Linked DNA regions of Mus musculus: region 2 is linked to region 1. A link is a loop called in an ENCODE intact Hi-C map of the cell type or tissue named here. Cell type or tissue: gastrocnemius. All regions are shown on one strand.

Region 1 (8,000 bases):
CCATGAAGACAGGCATGCCAAAAAAAAAAAAAAATTGGTTTTGCTTGTTTGTTTTCAAGACAGGATTTCTCTGGCTATCACAGAACTCAGTCTGTAGACCAGGCTGGCCTCCAACTCAGAAATCCACCTTGGCGCTGTGACTAAAGGTGAGCACCACCGCCAACCAGCAAAGCAAATGTGTGTTTGGAAGTGAAGCTGACTTGACTTGAGGGTGGATTGCGGTGTGGGAGGGAAAGGGAACAGAAGATGGGAGTATCCTCAATGCTATGAAAGGTTACAAGGACCAACTGCGGTGCTTGTGGCTTGTAATCCCAAACATTTATGAGACTGAAGCAGAAGGAGCATCCGTAGTTCAAGGTTATCCTCAGCTACATAGAAAGTTTCTGGCTGGCCTGGCTTACATGAAACCCTGTCTCAAAAAAACAAACTTAGACAAAATCCAAAAGGGGACTTGCTTGCGGGGCGGGGAACAAATTAGAACCAAGCACAGTGATCTATATGTATAAATATGTCACTACGAAACCCAGTGCTTTATATGCTAAATTTAAAGTAATAAAAACAAAAAAAGAGTAGTTGGGATGTAACTTTTTTTTTTTAAGATTTATTTATTATTATGGGCTGGTGAGATGGCTCAGTGTGTAAGAGCAGCCGACTGCTCTTCCAAAGGTTCGGAGTTCAAATCCCAGTGACCACATGGTGGCTCACAACCATCTGTAACGAGATCTGACTCCCTCTTCTGGAGTGTCTGAGGACAGCTAGTGTACTTACATATAACAAATAAATAAATCTTTAAAAAAAGATTTAATGCTCACAGTCAGCTAATGGATGGATCATAGGGCTCCCAATGGAGGAGCTAGAGAAAGTAGCCAAGGAGCTAAAGGGATCTGCAACCCTATAGGTGGAACAACATTATGAGCTAACCAGTACCCCGGAGCTCTTGACTCTAGCTGCATATATATCAAAAGATGGCCTAGTCGGCCATCACTGGAAAGAGAGGCCCATTGGACTTGCAAACTTTATATGCCCCAGTACAGGGGAATACCAGGGCCAAAAAGGGGGAGTGGGTGGGCAGGGGAGTGGGGGTGGGTGGATATGGGGGACTTTTGGTATAGCATTGGAAATGTAAATGAGTTAAATACCTAATAAAAAAATGGAAAAAAAAAAGATTTATTTATTATAAATAAGTACACTGTAGCTGGCTTCAGATGCACCAGAAGAGGGTATCAGATCTCATTACGGGTGGTTGTGAGCCACCATGGGGTTGCTGGGATTTGAACTCAGGACCTTTGAAAGAGCAGTCAGTGCTCTTACCCACTGAGCCATCTCACCAGCCCGGGATGTAACTTAGTTGGTAGAATTCTTGCCTAGTGGGTACCAAATCATGGATCTGATGCCCAGCACTGCATAAAACTGGGTACGGTGGATAAATGCTATGGTTCCAGAGGTTCAAGGTAGGGGGAATCCTTATCTACACAGGAAGTTCAAAGCCAGCCCCAGTTCCGAATTCTCTCAATATACATGGTCCCTCACACGAAGAGAAACAGAGAGACAAAGATACAGGAAACAGACACACAGAGAACTTGTCTTGCTAGTAAACACCTTTAGTCCCAGCATTTTGGGGGCTGAGGCAGGAGGATTGCTTCGACTATGAGGCCAGCCTGAGCTACAGATTTTGCCTTCATCTAAAACAACCAAACACAACTGGGGCATGTATAAACAACCTTGAGGCTGGAGAGATGGCTCCGAAGGTAAATGGGCATGTGCGAGCAAAAGGGCCTGGAACCCGTGTAAAAAGGTAAGTGGCAATTTAGCCCAAAGCTCTGAGGACGGGTAGCCTGGAGTATGCACTGAAAAGAAATAAGAAGAGTAACTCTACTCAGCAAGATGGCAATTGGCACTTGAGGACTTCCTCAGCTTGCTGTCAACACTTATAGCACATCTCTGCAATCTGTAATATCCCTTTGCTCTGAATGAAGTTATCTTAAAGGGCTGCAAAGACGGCTGAATGGAAAAGAGTCCTCGCTGTCCTTCCAGAGGACCAGGGTTCAGCTCCCTGCACCCACACCAGGTGGCTCACAACTGCCAGGAGTTGTAGCTCCAGCTCTAGGTTATCAAGCACCTTCTTTTGACTTCAGTAAGCATTGAATGCAGCTGATCCATACACACAGATATAACCATTATATATCTATAAAAAAACAAACCAAAAAAACAAAAAACAAACAAACAAAAAAAAAACAAAACGGCTAGCCAGGCAGTGGTGGCGCATACCTTTAGTCCCAGCACTTGGGAGGCAGAGGCAGGAGATTTCTGAGTTCGAGGCCAGCCTGGTCTACAGAGTGAGTTCCAGGACAGCCAGGGCTACACAGCGAAGTGCTGGAAAAAAACAAACAAAACAAAACAAAAAAAGGTTAACGGAAGCTATGGAGTCAACCATGTATACAAATGCAAGTATCTTTTGTCTGTAGGAGGTGACAATCCTACAGAAAAATAGAGGTCTCTGACAGTATAGCTGGCAAGTCTGATTATTTCCCTCCACACAACTTTTAGAACTTCTACTCTAAATGTTATATTGTTCCCCCTATTATGTTTCTTGCTATCTCTGCTATTAATTGCACTGGATTATAGGTAAAGCTAGCTTCCCAACAACAATGGCAAAGTTATTTTTTCTGCTTTGGCAAAACAAGAAACTAAAATGGAAGCAGAGAGCTGACTTTCACAAGTTGTCCTTTCCCAACTTCTCCGTGTACACAGTCACATACCAGCAACAAAATAATTTTTTGTTTGTTTGTTTTTTTCAAGACAGGGTTTCTCCGTATAGCCCTGGCTGTCCTGGAACTCACTTTGTAGACCAGGCTGGCCTCGAACTCAGAAATCCACCTCCCTCTGCCTCCCTAGTGCTGGGATTAAAGGTATGCACCACCTTGCCCGGCAATTTTTTTTTTTAAGTGAAAAGAGCATCAGGCAGTGGTGGCCCACAGTTAATCCCAGCTCCGGGGAGGCAGAGACAGGCAGATCTCTGTGAGTTCAAGGCTAGTCTGTGCTACAGGGTGAGTTCCAGGTCAGCCAGGGCTACAAAATACAGACTCTGACTCCAGAGGAGGGTGGGGACAAAGAAGGAAGAAAGAAAACAAAAAGCAGAAAGTGATTTGCTCACAGCCAGAGCCGCACTTAGGTGGCAGAAGTGAGAACACACAGGATTAGTAAGCGAAGACAAACACTGACTGTGAAAGGATGAGTAGATGTATAAATGTGGCTTAGCATCACAAAGAGGAGTCAATCCCAAGGCAGCAGGCAGAGGAACCACCTGTGAGCCCAGGAGCCTCTCAAACCTTTATTGCCAACCAATTTTTCTTTCTTTCTTTCTTTCTTTTTTTTTTTTTTTCCTTTTTGGTCTCATTGTTGTTGTTTGTAAGGGAGCCTTCTGACTCTGAATAAGTTTGTTGCTGTCTTTCTGTTGCTCTCTGGGATAATATCCTCTCTGTTGCGGCCCTCGGCTTCAATAATTATCTGTCTATTCTCAATCTGTCCATTGGCCTGGGCTTCTTTCCTCTCCCATAGGTTCTCGGAATAAGTCCAAGGCAACAGGGAAAGGTGCTGAAGATGGGCACTGAGTAAATGTGTACTGAGGGCCCATGAAGGTGTTTGGGTGCAGAGAGAAAGAGAAGCAGTTTCTAGTACTCACTCCCTGCCCCCCAACACACACATACACACTTCTTTGTTTCGGTTCTCCCTTCTGTCAACTCACACAGCTTGGCTCCTTTGGCTGGAAGAAGGCATGATCTGGCTTTTTTTTTTTTTTTTTTTTCCTGGCTGGCTGATTCTATTGTTTTTCAGCCCTGTGGTTCTGTGGCCTCTTCCAGTCTCCTGCAATCACACAGCAGGCCTGCAGGGGTCCTCAGAGCACCCCACACAAGGCAGGCTTTCTTTAGCTAATGTTATCTTTTATTTAAGCACAGAACAGTAGCCTCCAATCTTGTTACATAACATACCAGTATCTCAGGGTGTTAAAACCAGTACAGAATCTACTGTTAGGCGTTAGGGAACCCGTGGATATAAACATATTTAGTAACACACTATTGCAGAAATGTAACCAATTTGATTTCCTGGTTCCTGATTTGAAATGTTAGAGTTGGAAGGGATGTCAGAAACCATCTTATTTCAGCCGTCCTTATTTATTTCTGCAGTAATGGGTATTGAACCCAGAGCCTCAAGAACCTTAGGCAAAGTCTCTACTGTGAGTTCCACCACCAGATCCCAGCCCTCCCTTCTTTTAGGCGATGGGTACTAAGGCCTAAGGGCACAGAGGAATTTAACCTCAGAAAGCAGCCTTGGGCTGGTAATCAAGCTTTTGATAATCTAAAGAATTTAGTATATCTTCTTAAAGATCCAATCTCAAGTCTTTTCAAGGTTGTGGTTAGTTAGCTGAAGGCTTTTGGACTCCAGGATTTATAATTCCCAAAGCAGTCAATTGTAAATATTGACAGTGCCCCTACACTGAAACCGGTATCTGCCGGCAAAAATGAGTGGTTTTGTTCTTACTAACGTTGGGACTTTTTTTCATCCCTAACCATGCGATGTACATTCACTGAAGACAATTTAGTTGATTGCATATGTATTAAAAACAGCTGGGTGGAGTGACAGGTGACGTTTTTGAGTCACCCGGGGATCTACCCAAATACCAGCCTGGGTTTGTGTGTAAACTGCTGCCAGATAGGAGACCAAAGGTTCCTGGGCCTCCTTCAGCACCCCAACCCCGCATGAACTTTTTTTTTTTCTCTTTTTCAGTAACCTGGCTAGCTTGGACCGATCTAACCAAGAATGACCTTAAACTTCTAACACTTCCCAAGCCTTGGGTTATAATTGGGCTATAAAGCAGAGAACCACCTTGTCCAATTACCTTGTGTTTTTTTCTCTTCTAAAATAGCAATGAAAACATGTATTTTGCCCCAACACCATTCAGAATCCCAGTGTCTTAGAAAAAAGGGTGGGTCTGCCGTGTCTCCCCCGCCCCCCCCCCCGCAGAAATTCTTTTATCAAATTGACCTGTTTTCCGGTAGGAAGACTCTGCCCCACTCCACCCACCTGGTGCCTCCCTGGACTTCCCGACTGTCATGAGTTTATTTTTTAACCCTCTCTTCCTTGAAAAGCACCACCCCACTGACCCAGAATGCCAGTTCCTCCCTTTTGGTCACCTTGACTACTCTTATTGTATTTTCTGTTGCTAATAGACCTCACTAACCATTAGCAATAGGGATCCCAGTTTCTCTATAGTCTTTCTCTATGCTCTTCCACTCTCAGTACTGGGGATCCAACCCAGGGACTCGAACACACCAGACAACCCTTTCCTAGTTTTAATTAGGAAATTTCGAGCAGGGCAGAGGAAATAGAGAATCTCCGCTTCTGAGCAGGGCATGGGTGGGCATGACGAGACTGGTACTATCTTACTAAATACACCTGCCTTGAACTCTGCGGGTCACTTTTAGTAACTTAGGCTCTGGGTCAGGAGTGGCTTAAAAAGTGGAGCGAGGAATTACTATCTAGGTTCTCAAAACAAAAGCACTGTAAATCCCACTTCCCAACATAACCCCGGGTCCTGGGAATCCCAGTAAAGCCAGACAAACAGGCTCCTATCTCAGAGAGCTCCCCCACTCTAATCACCTCTTCTCCCAGCCCTGCCCGCCAGCTGCCAGGACTGGCGGGACCCAGACCTTGCCACACTCCTCGCACGCGCGCCCCGCCAGGGCCGAGGGGCGGGTGGGGGTTGGGGGCGGGAGGCAGGGAAAGCAGGGGCGGAGTTCCGTCCTCCAGTGATTGGCTCCTGGCGGATGGGCTGCGGCCGTGCAGGGCCAACCAGTGGCGTGTTGCTATGTGCTGAGCCGATGGGATAGGCGCGGGGGCGCGTCTGTCACCCGGCAAGCCCCCAGCCCGGATTCGGAGGGATGCGGAGCGGCAGTGGCGGCGGCGGTGGCGGAGACTGTGGCTTTAAGAGCGCGCAGGGAGCGCTAGAGTCAGCCGTGCAGTCCTTCATCGCCAAGCACTCCGGAGAGCCCGGCGCTGGCCGGACCGGGCAGCCTACCGCCAGGTATGAGGGATCTCGAGCTGGGCTCGCGTGGGCGTGGGGCGCATTCCGCTCCAGTTCGGGCTGTGCGCCCTGGGGACGGTCGGGCTCCTGGGCTGCGTGCAGCCGGGCTCGGCTGGGGCGGTGCTGTCGCGGTCCCGAGGGGGCTCCCCGAAGGTTCCCGGGGTGCTAGGGGCGGGGAACGGGTTGCTGCAGCCACGTGACCGGTTTGTTTACAAACACTGGCGCGCGCTCCGGGTTCGGGACTCGGCGGGTGGCGACGAGCCGCCTGGCAAATATGGGGACCCAGAGACCTGAGCGCCAACGCCTCCCTTGTTCGGCGTGACCCACCCCCCACGGATGGCACCCGGCGGCACCCGGCTGTATGGTCGATGTCTCCATTGAGATAGTTGGGTCTGGGGCACGTCGCCCTCTAAAGTCCCCGGAGCGCTTCGGCAGCCCCAAGCCAAGGGAACCACAGCGAGTTCCTGCCTGGACGCTTCCCGGCGCCTCCCCTGCGGCCTTGCCAAGGGGTGGGCACGAACTCTGTTGCCAGACTCGCTGCGGGGGCCTCTGCGGAGAGTCCCTCCCGCAGCTGGCTCCTGCCTCTCTTCCTGCTTCAAGTTTACCTGCCTGGTTGCTGACTCCCTTCGGGTGATTTTTTTTTTTTTCCGAAACAGTGGAACCTTACACCCGTCTCCTGGCTGGCACTTAGGGGGAAGCACTGTTGCTTTGGACCCCTCGTGCAAAGAACTGCCTGCCACCTCTGACTTCACTTTTACCCACAGTTTTTAAAAAGCTGAGCGAGCATCCTCCGGTTTGCCTAGCCTTCCACGGCCCGGCTGCTGGAAATGGCAAATGCGCCGGAGCCCTGCTTTTTGGCTTCCTTGTTGATTTGTTGTTGCCACGTTGGAGGGTCTTTGAGCCACTGAGTTGGAGTCCTATTAGTCTTTTGTTCCTCATGCTTGTCTTCGTTCTCGCAAGATGGGCTCCCTGTCCAGAGCACTGAACAACAAGCCTAGGGATTACTTTTCTGAACCCCATTTACAGAACATTAGAGGCACAAAGGAATTACAGTAAACCTCATGCTTGAGGCTCTGCAGTAGTCTGCCTGGTTTGGGGGTTTACAGGATCTGGTCAGTAAGATTGGGTTGCTTTTCCTTTTGGCACACACTGCTGTAGGTTTTACCTGAGTTCAGTCCATCAGCTTTCTTAGCATTTGATATTCTTATCTTTGAGGAAGTTTCACTCTCTTTACATCATTTTGTAAATTCTGTAATTTGTCAAAAATAATGGCTTTATTAGAACATTTTCATACACATATCTCATTGTGACTGGTTCATACTTAACTATGACTGCTCCCACCCCCGGTTTTGTACTGAGCTGTGATGAGTGACTGGGTTCTTTACAAGCCCGGCCTGAGAAGAGCTGGGGAATCTTACCTTAGGCACTGTGATTTGTCCCGGATTCCACGACAGGGTCGGATGCGATAGAGCGGGGTACCTGGGCTCGTGCACTGCCTCAGTTGGGCTCTGCCTAGTTTAGGGTTCAGTAACATCACTTCTTAGATCTCTCTGCTTGCCTTGAGATAAGGGTGGGAAATGGAAAATAAAGAACACAGATAAGAATATGTGCCTTTGCCAGGCAGTGGCAGTACACGCCTTTAATCCCAGCATCTGGGAGACAGAGACAGGTGGGATCTCTGAGACCAGCCTAGTCTACAAAGCAGGTTCCAGGACAGCTAAAGCTACACAGAAATCCTGTCTCAGAAAAACAGTGACTAGTTTTCCCAGCCGGGAGTGGTGGTAAATATCTAACCCCAGTACCCCGTGAGGTAAGTTCTGATCACTGCAAGTTTGAGGTCAGCCTGGGCTGTATAAAGGGATTCCAGGTTAGGCAGGGCTATGTAGGGAGACCCTTTGTCTCAGAAAACAAACAAACA
Region 2 (8,000 bases), 77 kb after region 1:
GCCTGGAACAGTTGTTGGCCACGGTGACTCACACCTTTAATCCCAGCACTCAGGGAGACAGAAGCAGGTGGATCCTTTTGAGTGTGAAGCCAACCCAATCTCCACAGAAGATTCCAGGCCAGCCAGGGTTACATAAGGAGACCCTGGCTCAAAACAAGAATACGATCTGTTAGAATGATTGAACAATTGTTTGAGTGGCTAGTCCTTTCCTGATTGGACAGGTGTTGGAGTGCTGTTCCCTTGTGGGCAGTCTTTGTGACATGCAAATGAATTCCAGTGTGTAGGTCACCATTTGCTTACAGGTGGACCCAGGCTGGGGTTAACACAGAGGACAGGTGCAGAAAGGAAATATGAACCATTCTCTATAAGGTGTCAAGGCCTATGAAGCAGAGAGGGGAATTCTAAGCTGCCTCTTTTAGATAGAGTCTATATACATCCCTTGCTGGCCTGGAACTTGCTCTATACTTCATGCTGACTTCCCACTCAAAGAGCTCCACCTGCCTCTGCCTTCTAAGTGCTGGGTTTCAAGTTGTGGACCACCGCACTCAGCCTGGGCTTGCTATTATGGATAGGAGCTCCAGTCAAGTTGGAACTAGTCTCTCCTCTCCTGCCCTTGCCCTAGTCAGTGCCCGACTAGAGGCTGCACCTAGGGGTTAGGGGCAGGTCATGCTGGGGCTTGCCCTACTTCGCTCTGCCAAGACCTCTGGCCAGCAAGCATAAGCCGGCTTTTGGCAAGCAAGAAGGAAGTTGAGCTGAGCAGGAGCAAGCACAGTCTCCCAGCCCCCTCCTGGACAGGTGAAGGAGTTTGATGAGAAGAGCCAACTGGTACTGCGTGAACAAGACCATTATTATCATGGAATACTGGGGTTTGGGCGGGGCAGATCTCATAGCAGGTCGAAAGTCTCATCCTGATACCTTGTTTCCCCTTTGGCCTTCCTGATAGGAGAGTTTCCCTGAGGCTTGATTGACCTTCAAAGGGAAACCCTGAGAATAGCGGAGCATTCTGTGTTGGAATCAATGGAGGCCCTTAGCTTACCTGCTCTGTGTGTGCCAGTCCATATAAGAATGTATGCATGCATACAGGGTGTGTATGTGTGTGTGTGTGTGTGTACTTGAATCATACATCTCTAGGTTTCAGCTTGTCTGGTTTTGCTGGGAAGAAACCAGATGGGAGTTAAGCATTAAAAACAAACAAACAAACAAACAACTTTTTTTGGTGGAGTTCAGTGTGATCAGAGTACCCCATGCCATCCAGTTCATCAGAGCCCCGTAAGTAGGTCACCTTATTACCGCGGAGGCTGAGAAAGGATGACCTTCGGAGAGACTCCAGTTTGGCACAGGACTAGACATCTAGGGTGACTGAGGAACCTGCATGGTAGAAATGCCAGCAGCTATGCTTTCTCAGTGGTGCCCAGGAATCCCTGGGTGCAGGATGACAAGCCGAATGCCTATCTCATCTCGGAACCAGGATCAGATCCACAGGGTAGAAACAACCCCATAGCCGCAGTTTGTCTTTTTTTTTCGACTCCCAATCTCTGCGCCAGCCTGGGAGAACTCAGCCACAGCCTCTCCCTGGAGTCAGGGCTGCAGCGCGTGCTCTCTGCAGGCCCCTGGCAACGCAGCTCAGGAAGGGCTCTGCTTCCTCGCTTGAGATGTGTTATTAAACCGTAATCATACTGTGAGTGGAGTCAGCCAAAGCAGTGGCTATTAATAGGGAGGTGAGGAAAGCTGAGTCAGAAGGAAGCTGACTTAGGCTGGCGAGCAGAGCTGGGCCACCTTGGCCTACAATCCTTCGCAAGAGGTCAGTGGATGGGACAGACCTGAGCTCATTTCCCTCCTGGGCAGCTGTCAGCACTATCTGGATTTCTCAGTTTGGGAAACAGAAAACCTGAAGCCGTCCTGAACAAAGGGCTTTTTAGTTGTCTCACCCTGGCCCCTGAGGAGTCTCGGAGCCCTGTACACAAACAGCTGGAGTTGCTGTGACTCAGCACCAATTTCTCTCTCCTTGTCATTGGTCAATGGGACTCGGAAGGGGGCTCCATTTCTCTGGCCTCTTTTGGCCAGGCAGCCAGTGCTGACCTTGCCCTTTAACTGGCCAGCGCTCCCCAGAGGCAGAGCCATCTGAGCAGGGTGATTCTGTTTCTGGCTTGGTGACAAGGCTTAGGGATGTGGCTGTTACAGATAGGTGGAAGTGGACAGGTTGGGGGCCACTGGGGACCTTAAAGTGTGGGAACAAGATATCCTTTGTAACTTGTGTAATGTACTGCACTTCCCCGGGTCTTGGTCATGTCAACATTATCAAGCACCTGGAAGCAGGAGAGATCCCTAAATCGTGCCCAGAAGATCATGGGAGACTTGAAATGGTTTCTAGAGCCTGTTTTCCAGGCCATGTTCAGACTATAACTCGAAGTCTGAGTACTGCCTCAGGAGGAATGGTCTTACCAGACACAATAAGTGGTATCAACACCCTCTCCCCTGAGAGGTAAATGGTGCTGTGACTGAGTGACAAGGATAAAATGACACCCAGGGAGAGAAGCCAGGCCCTAGCTAGCAGCCTCTTGACTCAAGGCCCTTAGTAAATCTCCCACCCAGACAGCTGTTGTCTCTGACTCGTTACTACTGTATGCTCACCCTGAGGCCATGGATGCAGGTGTGTGTATGCATGCATGCGTGCGTGTGTGCATGGGTGTGTGTACGTGTGTGAGCCTGTATGTGAACGTTCGTGTGAGATGAGATCGTCTAAAGATGTCCAGAAGAAATTCTTTTCATTGGTTAGATATGTTTTCCCAAACTGGAATACTTGTTTTGGTTCCTGGGTCACTGAAGGAGATCTCGTCTCCTGCTCCCTAAAATGTTGATTAAATAAAATTCATTGGATTCCAGCCCTGGATAATCTGGGGGATTTGTGTGCATGCTTAGCAAGTACTCCACTACCAAGCTACATCCCAGCCTCCTTTGCTTGCTTATTTATTTATTTATTTATTTATTTATTTATTTATTTATTCATTATTCATTCATTCATTGACCCACTTTCCCTAAATTGTCCAGGCTGGCTTTGACTCACTCTGCTGCCCGACCAGGCCTCGAGCCTGCCATGGTACCTCAGCCTCGCCAGTGGCAAGTGTTACAGGCCTGTACCTCAGCTGATTCAGCTGGTCTAGTGTGGGGTGGGTTTTTTTCCCTGCAACTTTCTTTTTATTTTGTTTTGCTTTGTTTTTCAAAAAAAAATTTTAATTAGACATTTTCTTTATTTACATTTCAATTGTTATCCCCTTTCCTGGTTTCCCCTCTGAAAACCCCCTATCCCCTCCCCCCTCCCCCTGCTCACCAATCTATCCACTCCTGCTTCCTGGCCCTGGCATTCCCCTACACTGGAGCATCGAGCCTTCACAGGACCAAGGGTTGCTCCTCCCATTGATGACCAACTAGGCCATCCTCTGCTACGTATGCAGCTGGAGCCATGAGTCCCACCATATATTTTCTTTGATTGGTGGTTTAGTCCCTGGGAGCTCTGGGGTACTGGTTAGTTCATATTGTTGTTCCTCCTATGGAGCTGCAAACTCCTTCATCTCCGTGGGTCCTTTCTCCTGCTCCTTCATTGGGGACCCTGTGCTCAGTCCAACGGTAGGTTGGGAGCATCCACCTCTGTATTTGTCAGGTACCGGTGGAGCCTCTCAGGAGACAACTATAACAGGCTTCTGTCAGCAAGCTCTTGTTGGCAGCACAAAAGTGTCTGGGTTTGGTGGTTGTATATGGGATGGATCCCCAGGTGGGGCAGTCTCTGGTTGGTCATTCCTTCAGTCTCTGCTCCACACTTTGTCTCTGTATCTCCTCCCATGGGTATTTTGTTCCCCCTTCTAAGAAGGACCTAAGTATCCACACATTGGTCTTCCTTCCTGCAGCTTTCTAATACATCTTAATGTGATAAGACGAATCCACAAATGACTGACATGGTGGCACCAGCCCATAATCCCTGCACTTGGGAGGCAGAAGCAGAAGGATCAGAAGTTCAAGGTCATCTTCAGATATATAGTGAGATGGAGGTCAGCCTGGGCTACATGAGATCCTGTCTTAAGCAGATATCCATATGTGTCTGCCTATGTGTCTGCCTCTTTAGAGTTACCCAGGTACCATTATTGTGTGCTTAGATACAATCTTTAGTTTTTAAAGATTTATTTATTTTATGTATATAAGTACACTGTAGCTGTCTTCAGACACACCAGAAGAGGGCATCAGATCCCATTACAGATGGTTGTGAGCCACGATGTGGTTGCTGGGAATTGAACTCAGGACCTCTGAAAGAGCAGTCAGTGCTCCTAACCACTGAGACATCTCTCCAGCCCGCTTAGATGTGTTTGTAGAATAGCTTTTTGTTTTTTAATCTGCGTTAAAATCCCAGTACAGGGGCCTGGAGAAATTGCTCAATGGTTAAGAGCACTGTCTGCTTTTCCAGAGTCTATGGGTTCAATTCTCAGCAACCTCACAATTGACATGGTTGCTCACAGCCATCAGTATATCCAGTTCCAGGGTGGGATCTGATGCCCTCTTCTGGCCCCAGTGGATACCAGGCATGCGCATGATACACAGAAAACCATGCAGGTAAACACTCATACACATAAAAATGATAAAATTTAAGAAATTCCCAGCACAGGGGGGAGAAAGACAAAGACATCTCTAGGTGTCATATGGGTCAACTTTTGAGCCCAAAAGAGATTCCATGTCCCTGGGTTCAGGCCCCAACCTCTAGGGATACACAAGGTTTTCAGCCCACAGCTTTCAGATGATACCAGACCCTGCTTAAGGGAATATGTTCATCTCTTTATAGCCATACCATGCTTGTAAAGAGCCTGAGAGAAATGGAAAGCAGGTGTCCCCCCACCACCCCTTTGTTTTGAAAGGCAAATGGCCTCAGAATAGTACCAGTCAACAGAAGAGAGGAGGCATCCTGGCCCAGCTGCCTGCCTTCTCTCACTGTGGTCAAAGCTAATTAACTTGCACTGTACCTTGAACTAGGTCACCCACAGGTCTGGGCTGGGGATAGACCTGGCTGTCAGAGGAGGGCATTGCCAGACTAGCTCTTGGGGTGATCTCCTAGGGAGGCCATACAAAAGCCTACGTTTCATCTCTGTGTGGGATTGTCTCTCTTCTTCCGGAGAAGTGACCATTTTCAGATCTGTGGGTGGAAAAGAAAATCTTCTCTTCCCAAAATAATCCCTTTCTGCAGTTTGAAGCCGGGGGGTTGAAGCTGGACCAGGCGGCTAGCACTATTTTTACCCAACTCACAGTTCGGGCTGTAAACAGCAACTCTGGCTGTGTTTTCCTCTCCCCCAGCAGCTGATAATGGGGTCAACCTCTTTGAGGCAGAAGTGTCCTGGTATTTTTTTTGCACAGATAAAGACAGGGCAGAGTTTACCATGGACCAGGTGATGATTCCTGGACCATGGGGTCAGTGTACAAACAGAGAGATATCACCATGACGCCGTTATCTCTGCCATAAACACCAGGCCATGTGACAGCCACTGTGCTGAGGCTGATGTAAAGGTGTACAGGCAGGGTCATGAGGAAAAGCAGGCCCGCAAAGCCCTAGGCACTCAGGTTCCCAGAGCCCAGACCATGACCCCCACTCCCTCTTGCTCAGTCAAGCACCTTCTCCTGGGTTGCTTCACTGTGAGGCACTTTTGCCTCACAGCCACGAGCTCACAGGCTGAGGAAAGCAAGCATTTACTTCGAATGTAGAAGGGCTCTAAAAATCAAAGCCATATAGGTCTCCAGAGAACAGACAGAGGCCCACAGCTTTCTGTGATAGTGTCACTCTGAGGCTGTAGAGACAGGACCAGCTCCCTCCGTGTCCCCAGTTAGCAGAGAGCACAAAAAAAGCTAACCAAAAATCCACGTCTTATGTCTGCCATGGGAGTAGGTGAAAGGCAAGTTTGGCCTCCCAGAGGGCATCCTGTTCATGAAATAAACCAACCAGGAAAGGTGAAATTGGCTTCAATAGAGCTGGCAATTCCCGACTGCTTCTCTTCTAGCTCATGGTTGGGCTTCCGTTGCGTTTCCCTGTAGCCATGTTTGTTACCCAATGCTCTCCCTGGGGCTTTTTCTCTACAATAGGGAAGGGGTTATGACTCCGCAGGAAAGCTGAGTCTTGTTCATGATGAACAATGCAACAACTTCTTCATTTTTAAAACTTTATTTTGGAACATCATCTCTGGAAGCTGTCCTTGACCTCTGTATCCTCCTGCCTCAAACTCCCAGATGCTGAGAATACTGGTGTGCACCACCACACTTGGCTACCAGCCCTGTCCTGGTGCTGCCATGGCTTCCTGGTTTCCTGGCTTCCTGGCTTCCTCTCATCATCCTAAGCGTTTCTCAAATACCATATGTATACTCAGAACTGCTCATCTAGGTGAAATGGTTCTCGTTTCCAATTCTGGTAGATGGTTTTGTAGGAGGCATGAAAAAGGATTAGAGGGCAGGTAGGCAGCTGAGTGTCCCACCCTTCCCCCAGCCCTCACCCCCACCCCTGTCAGCTCTTTTGGAGGATGTGGTTTCGATTGACTCTGGGCAGCTGTTTATTGCAAAACTCACTGCCAACTATTGATAGCCAAAGTGGCATCGGAGAGCTCTGGATGGTACAAATGGGGCAGGAGATGGATGAGAGGACGGTTTTACCTCTGAGAAGAGAGGCTGAGAACATATTGTCTCTCCCAACCTGCTGTGTCCTAGATTTCCACTGTTAGCCTGAGCTCTCCCAGGACTGGGCACCAGAATCCAAATAGTAACGTCCAGTTCAGTCTAGAGTGAGACTCTCAAAAGACAAAGCCAGGGGCTGGAGAAATGTCTCTGAGTTAATAGCCTTTGCTGCTCTTCAAGCAGTCCGGAGTTTGGTTCCTAGCACCTATGTTAGGGCAGCTCCCGTTCTAGGAGATCTGACTCCCTCTTCTGGCTCCCATGGGCACCCCCTTGCACATGGCATAGATACACACAGACACACAGACATATATGCAAATAGAAATTAAAAACAAAATTAGGTCAGGCATGGCGGCATACACCTTTCTTTCCAGCGCTCAGAGGCAGAGGCAGAGGCAGGTGGACCTCTGTGAGTTCAAAGCCAGCCTGTCATATATAACTAGTTCCAGGCCAGCCAGGGATACATAGTGTTTCAAAAACAAACAAAAGGGAAAACAGCAAAACAAAAGGTAGTCAGGTGGGGATGTAACTCTGCAAGAGAGTCACTGGTGTAAACCCCTGAGTTAAATCCCCAGTCCTGCAAAAGACAGGGAGGCAGTGAATGGTATCAGGGGATGCCGCTTGGTTAGTAGTCTAGCTGCCTAGCATGCTCTATGTTTGAGCCCCCAGCACAGCAGAAACCACATGCGATAAATTGCACATGCCCGTTATCCCAGCACTTAGGAAGGAGGTGGAGGCAGGGCTGTCAGGAATTCCACGTCATCCTTAGCGTCACTGTGAGTCTGAGACTAGCCTGAACTCCATAAATCCCTGTCTCAAAACCAAACCAACACCCCCAGGTAGACCCCTAGAAAAACAGGAGCAGGGGGAAAATGCCTATCAGGGAAACCAAAAGCACGTGGCAGCCAGGCGTGCTGCCAGGCTAAGCGTTTGTTGTGAACCATGCTCATGGCCCAGTGTTGACACCCTAGAAAGTGGAACCTGCAGCTGACTGCTGTGCATGAATTTCCCAGAATCCACCCTGATGCACCTTCTCCTGTCAGCTTTGGTTCTGCTCTCCCCGTGACTCACATGCGCTGTGCTGCTCTGAGATCATCCCGAAAGACATTGACAGTCAGCGTGGGAAGCCTGTGCTCTCGAGCTGCCTTTGATGGGCGTGGTGAGTGGGCACAAGGACTTTTGCCACCTAGTGCCCCTGATTATGTAATTTTTTTCATGAATTCTAGTTTCTTCAGAATTCTGCTTTAAAAAAAAATTTTTTTTTCAAACAGTCTCACTATGTAGCCTTGGCTGGCCTGGGAATTACAGAG

What was found. A loop is a pair of places that touch in the nucleus more often than their neighbours do. Peaks named below come from ENCODE experiments on the same cell type or tissue, not always from the same donor. Only the 100,000 strongest peaks of a DNase experiment are listed, where the experiment ranks them.
Region 2: a loop joins it to region 1, with 3 times the contacts of the local background. A loop is called at or near these places in 26 of 42 quality-filtered maps.

What each region holds. Positions count from the first base shown.
Region 1 is chr11:86,991,674-86,999,673 of GRCm38, reverse strand. It overlaps Ypel2 (yippee like 2), which reads left to right and starts at 5,912. Exons shown (of 5, transcript NM_001005341.3): 1 at 5,912-6,082. Gm51915 (a long non-coding RNA gene) reads right to left here. Exons shown (of 3, transcript XR_003949754.1): 2 at 7,501-7,640; 3 at 5,337-7,331. It also overlaps Gm22387. In gastrocnemius, CTCF peaks have their summits at 3,881 and 5,941; DNase peaks (open chromatin) are centred at 3,865, 5,886, 6,527 and 6,890; H3K4me3 peaks cover 2,800 bases; H3K27ac peaks cover 4,775 bases.
Region 2 is chr11:86,914,279-86,922,278 of GRCm38, reverse strand. No RefSeq gene overlaps it. Among named protein-coding and RNA genes, the nearest start is that of Gm33742, 50 kb to the right of the region's middle. In gastrocnemius, CTCF peaks have their summits at 787 (motif pointing left) and 4,544 (motif pointing left); DNase peaks (open chromatin) are centred at 1,364, 1,639 and 2,083; H3K4me3 peaks cover 1,645 bases; H3K27ac peaks cover 4,163 bases.